Linked DNA regions of Homo sapiens: region 2 is linked to region 1. A link is an interaction called in ENCODE POLR2A ChIA-PET data of the cell type or tissue named here. Cell type or tissue: PC-9. All regions are shown on one strand. Each heading gives the region's core, and the rest is flanking DNA. Links, peaks and the distances in the headings are about the cores only.

Evidence for each region. Peaks named below come from ENCODE experiments on the same cell type or tissue, not always from the same donor. Only the 100,000 strongest peaks of a DNase experiment are listed, where the experiment ranks them.
Region 2: POLR2A ChIA-PET joins it to region 1 with 6 read pairs; 2 of 35 experiments call an interaction of 5 or more read pairs at or near these places.

Annotation. Positions count from the first base shown.
Region 1 is chr20:47,649,518-47,652,017 of GRCh38, reverse strand. NCOA3 (nuclear receptor coactivator 3) reads right to left here. Exons shown (of 23, transcript NM_181659.3): 20 at 742-1,036. Among named protein-coding and RNA genes, the nearest start is that of SULF2, 130 kb to the left of the region's middle. RefSeq lists an enhancer at 2,430-2,500. In PC-9, for the core only: no CTCF peak of the experiment used is centred there; no DNase peak of the experiment used is centred there; H3K27ac peaks cover 1,443 bases.
Region 2 is chr20:48,544,689-48,548,551 of GRCh38, reverse strand. All of the region lies in intron 1 of LOC105372646 (a long non-coding RNA gene), which reads left to right. Among named protein-coding and RNA genes, the nearest start is that of LINC00494, 190 kb to the right of the region's middle. In PC-9, for the core only: no CTCF peak of the experiment used is centred there; no DNase peak of the experiment used is centred there.

The DNA.
Region 1 (2,500 bases), core at 1-2,500:
TCTCAAAGGCTGAAATGAAGAGGTATCTGCATCACTGTAATAATAAATCCAGGGCCGGGCACGGTGACTCACGCCTGTAATCCCAGCACTTTGGGAGGCCGATGCAGGCAGATCACGAGGTCAGGAGATCGAGACCATCCTGGCTAACACAGTGAAACCCCGTCTCTATTAAAAATTTAAAAAAAAAAACAGCCGGGGGTGGTGGAATGCACCTGTAGTCCCAGCTACTCAGGGCTGAGGCAGGAGAATCACTTGAACCCGGGAGGCAGAGGTTGCAGTGAGCCAAGATCGCACCACTGCACTCCAACCTGGGTGACAGAGCAAGACCCCCATCTCAAAAAAAAAATAATAAATCCAAGTCACCAAGAAAATCAACTTAAAAGCCCACAAAGTGCATTCCTCTCACTGACTTGACCAAGCATTCAGAGATTAGAGAGTTCTACTATACTGGAACATACAAGAAGGGGCAAGGGGACAACTTTGCAGTGTTTCTTCCAGAGTTTGGGGACTCTTAATGAGTGGGACTGAAAAAAATATTCAACTATGACAGGATACACCTGTCTCAATTACCTGTGTGCTGCAGCATTTTTGTTTTCCAATCATTTAAATTAATTTGGTTTTCCTTGTGAAGTAAAGAGGGAGTGAATCGTGTTTTTGTCTTTCATGTGCAATAAATGTAATGAAGCTTATGTCCTTAGTAATGTTAACTTGGGGAAGGCACATTTTCATTGTCAGATTTACCATAATTTGGTTGATATGGAAACTGTTGCGGAGGAGCTTGTGGCATTGTGGGTCCTGCCAAAAGCCCATCCATGCTGGGGGAAGCAGTCACATTAGGAGGTGGGCTGAAGGCCTGGGTTTGCTGCTGTTGCTGCTGTTGCTGTTGCTGTTGCTGTTGCTGCTGCTGCTGCTGCTGCTGCTGCTGTTGCTGCTGCTGCTGCTGCTGCATCATCATAGCCACCCTCTGTTGTCGGAAGTGATGACTTAGCAGCTCTCTGCTGCGTTGGGCGACCATTTGAGCATTAAGAAAACCCTGCTAATACCCAAGAAAGAGTGCAATTACATATATATAGCAAGAACCTGCCAGTTGCATACATATAGTACCCCCACAATACACCAGGTATAAGACAGAAAACACCCAGGGCCTTCTTTTTTTTAACAGGGTCTCACTCTGTCGCCCAGGCTGGAGCGCAGTGGCACAATCTCGCCTCACAGCAACCTTCGTCTCCCAGGTTCAAGTGAGTCTTCTGCCTCAGCCTCCCAAGTAGCTGGGATTACAGGCGTGCACCACCACTCTGGCTAATTTTTGTATTTTTAGTAGAGATAGTGCTTCACCATGTTAGCCAGGCTGGTCTCAAACTCCTAACCTCAGGTGATCCGCCCACCTCGGCCTCCCGAAGTGCTTAAATTACAGGTGTGAGCCACTGTGCCGGCCAAAACATACAATTCTTCACATAAAAGCTTTCTGACCTGGTGCAGTGGCTTACGCCTGTAATCCCAGCACTTTGGGAGGCCAAGGTGGGCGGATCACTTGAGGTCAGGAGTTCGAGACCAGCCTGGCCAAAATGGTGAAACCCTGTCTCTACTAAAAATACCAAAACTAGCCAGCCTTGGTGATGAGCACCTGTAATCCCAGCTACTCAGGAGGCTGAGGCAGGAAAATCCCTTAAACCCAGGGAATTGACGCTGCAGTGAGCCGAGATCGTGCCACTGTACTCCAGCCTGGGCAACAGTGACTCTCAAAAAAAAAAAAAAAAAGCTTTCTGGCTATTGCAAGGGGAGGGAGGGAGAACTGAAGAAGAGGGACCTGAAAATTATTTGGGGTTAAAAGACAAAAGACAACACACTGTCAAGCTTTAACATGACTAGAAACATTCCACAAAGTAAGAAAACATTTAGGGGTGGAATCTGAGGACAAATTTTTCAGGAACTATGAAAGACAATTACAGGAAAATGAGGATTCAGTGTGTTGGGGTGGTGGAGGGCTGAAACATGAAGCCAAAAAAAATAAGATGGGGTTATACTCAGATAAGCAGGGGTCCACCTCAGAAAATCTTGAACTTTCTTTAAACTTTCAGAAAGAGGTAAGGGGCAAGCAGAAGCTATCTGGAGGTTCAGAAGGTGACATAACTGAAGTACAACAAGGAAGCTGATTTCAGCTCTACTAGCTACGGGTCATCTCCAAAAAGCAAGCTTTTATCATCTTTCTGTAGGACATTCTAGCTCAGCTTCCACAAGATGTTTTATTATCAAGAAAATGTAAATATCAGTACTTCCAAGTAGGCATAAGACAATAAAAATCGAGCATTTCACAGTTGCTTTTTAAAAAACAATTATAAACGATATTTCAAATCACAATAGAGGATTGCTGTGTGGTCATCTGCCTCATGCACATTAAAAAAACCCCTCAATACTGTCTCCACCACTGGCTGGAAGTAGAAGGGAATTTTAATATCCCCTCCTACTACAAGAAACAGGTCATCTCAGAGGCTATCACTGA
Region 2 (3,863 bases), core at 590-3,089, 900 kb before region 1:
TTGTTGGAATTTCTACATCTGTTAAAGAGAGTGTGAACTTTAAAGAGGGACATCATTTGCTGGAAGAAAGTTGCTGAGTCTTCAGATGCTGTTGACTGGGGGAAAAGAGGGATAGGGCGTTTATGGACATGCAGTTTATTACAACAAAACATCTTAACATTCATCTCTACTGACATAAAAATACTTCCATACAGTCTGAAAGAGCAGTTGAAGTAACAGTAATGTGTTTCTTTACATAAATCTAAAGTGGAGATACCTGGCTTCTAAATTATTCTTTCATTTGTGCCATGACATTTACAAAGCCCCTGTTAAGTGTAAGGCCCTGGGCTCAGGAGGAGAGAAATGACTTAGATCTTATTCTCCTTGGGCCCATGGCTCATGGGGGCGATACGACATAAATGGCACACACGATACAGCGGGTTAGTCTGGTGAGAAAAGTCCCTGAGGCTCCGAGAAGGGGGGAATTGCTGGTTGCTGGGGGGATCAGAGAAGGATTTTTGGAAAAGATGCTGTGTCGATTAGCTTGCTTTTTGCCTGCAAGTAACTGAAACCTCTAATGACTCTAACATGGTAAGGGAACTTGTTATCTCCCAGTTCAAAGACCAGCCAGGAGCTGGACCTCTGGGGAGGTTGATTCAGCAGCTTTACGATGTCCGCAGAGATCCAGGGTTAATTGGCCTCCGCTTTGCTGCTCACTCTATTGGCTATGTTCTGAGGTTGGTTCACCTCCTCGTCACAAGACCGCTGCCACCAGCGTGTGAGGCCACATGGCAGTATGTGCAGGCCCATTGGGTAAAGACAGGAGAAAAACTCCCCCAAAGCATGCACTACAAGTCCTTTCCTTTAGTGTATTTGGCCTATTTTGGCATACCTGCCCCCAGCCCTGGGCAAATACCAATCAGCAGGGGCATATGCCGTATGCGAACAGGCTCAGACTGAACAGAATCACCCTGGAGTGGAGGATCCTAGGCCACAGGGGTTGCATGGGAAGAGGTGAACCCCTTGACAACACTGAAGTTATCTTAGGAAAGGAGAATGTGAGCTTGTTCTCCCATTTTTGCCCTGTAAGGATGTAGCAAGAAGGTGCCATAAGTGAGCCAGGAAGCAGGCCCACACCAGACATTGAATTTGCTGGTGCCTCGATCTTGGGCTTCCCAGCCTCTAGAGCTGTGGGACATAAATTTTTGTTGTTTAAGCCACCTGGTCAATAATATTTTGTTATAGCAGCCCAAACTGATTTAAGACTCTGTCTTAGTCCATTTATGCTGCTATAAAGGAATACCTGAAGCTGGGTAATTGATAAAGAGGTTTGTTTGGCTCATGGTTCTACAGGCTATACAGGAAGCATGGTGCCAGCGTCTGCTTCTGGTGAGGCCTCAGGCTGCTTGCACTCATGGCATGGGAAGGGAGCTGGTGTATGCAGATCACGTGGTGAGAGGAGAGGGGTGCCAGGCTTTTTTAACTAGTCATTTCTCACAGGAACTCATAGACTAAGAAGCCATTACCATGGGGAGGGTATGAAGCTCTTCATGAGGCAGCTGCCCCATGACCCAAACACCTCCCTTTAGGCCCCAACTCCAACTTTGGGGACCCCACTTCAGCGTGGGATTTGGAGGGGTCCAATATCCAAACTCTTATCACACACCCTCCCAGGAATCACCTTTCCAATGTCTCTCTCTTGTTGGGGTGGAGGCCAGGGACTCTTGTGGATGTTTGCACACTCGCTTTGAAGCTGTAGAACTGCAGCCATGATTCTGAGAGCTCTGGAAAAGTCTGTTCACTGTCCTGTTATGCTGGATTCACTGTCTCAGAAGAGGACTGTTTCCTGGAAAGAGGCACTTGGAGCAATATTGGTATCTGGGGCTGTCGCTGAGGCCCCTCTTCCATCACAGAGCACCGTCAGTGGTCAGTGGTGTGGGCCTTGTGCTGGCCGGGGGTCCTGGAAGTGGCTCTGCTGTCCTGCAGCCATGGGCCCAGGGAGCATTGATTCTGCCCAGCCTGGCTCTGTTCATCTGTGAGCTGAATCCCAATAGCATCGTTGAGTTCAGGTGATGATTAAGTAAGTTCACACACCCGGAGAGCTCAGAACTGCACTCCCCGGTCTAAAGTAAGCACGGTGTGTGTCAGCCCATTGTCGTCTGCTGGTGCCAGTCAGGGTCCCAGATGAGTTGGGTCAAGAGGCAGCCCAGAATCAGGGCTTTGAGCTTAGGAAGTGAGATTTCTGTAGGAACGCTTTGATATTTAGCCTGTAATGGGCAGCTTTGCTTCTAATCACTCTTGAGAGACAAGCCATCAAACATTGGTTATCCCTAAACTGAGAGCAGAAAGGGCTGAAGGGAGGAATGGTGGCCCTGGCTCCCCCTGCCATGCACCCGCTCTGCCAGCTGATGACAGATGCAGATGGATGGAGGACATTCCAAAGTCGAGGCTCAGGGCTGCTGCCTTTTCTCCTTCTGCTTCTTAATTTAAAAGAATTTATCCCAGAGTCTTCGTTACTACAGATTCCCTGACACTCTGCTGTGGGCTAATTTTTGAATAAAGCATCATGTTTTTTGAGTGCTTTTCTCCTCTGGGTATCCTCTTTTATCTTGAAGCCAGGAAGAAACATATGCTCTCGCTCATTTTTAAACCTTTCCGTCTTCCCTTCATTTTCTGGCTAAACGTCTGGATTTGTGTTTATCTTTCTCTTTCAGGGATGGTGGGTGCTTAAGTTCTGCAGGTTGTGAAGCAGGCTGTAAACACAGGTGACATTATTATTACAACCCCCCATGCTGCCGAGGGGGCGCTGCTCCCACCTGCAGTCCCAGGCCACTTTGATTCATCACGTGCCCCACAAATGTCACTGAGTACCTACTGGGTCCTGGGCGCTGGGTGCTGGGGATGCAGCAGTGGCCAGCACTGCCAGCATCCCTGTCCTCTTGGGACTTACATTCCAGGAGGGGAGAGTGACCTAACAGATGGGAGGGGGTGGCTGATGTTGGACTGGGGTGTCGGGAGGGCTTTTGAGGTGGTGCCGCTTGATCTTCGTAACGAGGAGGAGCCAGTTGAGGGTGGGCATATTCAGGGACGGTCACTCTTGATAGAAGGACCTAAGGTGGGACAAGCTGAGGTGGAGAGTAGGACACTGCAGTGAGGCTGGAGTGACCGAGGGCAAGTGTGAGGGGAGCCTGGGCAGAGATGGGAACTGAGAGGAGGCAGGACCTGATCAGTCTGTCCTGTGATGGGGGCACTGGAGGGTTGTGGTCAGAGAGGTGCCTGGAGCTGATTCAGCATGAGAAGGATTCCTCTAACTGCTGTGTGGGGAAGGGGATGCTCATGAGCAGGAAGGGAGGCCAGGGCAAGGCTGGGCAGCCATCCAGGATTAGCAGATGCTGGAAGGTGGAATGGGAAGCACATGTTCTGTAGAGCGTAGAGTGCCACCTTCTGAGGGACGATGGGCCAGCACCTGCTCTGGGCTCTCAGGGACATCCGTGGCTGCTGATTGTGGTAAAGATGGGGGATAACCTCAGAGCTCCTTTCCCTGGCTGTGTTTCTGCAGGGAAAGGTCGGATGAAGGGAATGGAATTGATCCCAGCATGAAAAACACATGATGCTGTAGGGCCAGGAATGAAGAATGAAGGTCATGAGAATGTTATCAGATGCCATATAATACTCAATATAAAACCAATCAGTAATAATCAGAAGTAATCAATATAAAGCCAATAATCAATATAAAACATCAGTAATAATATAAAGCCAATAATCAACATGAAATTCAGTGCAACCAAATGAGGGTGATGATGCCTAACATTTTAAACCCTTGCCTCCCATAGGCAGATGGTGCACTGAGCACTTTGCTGATATTGTTTGCCTTAACTTGTCCA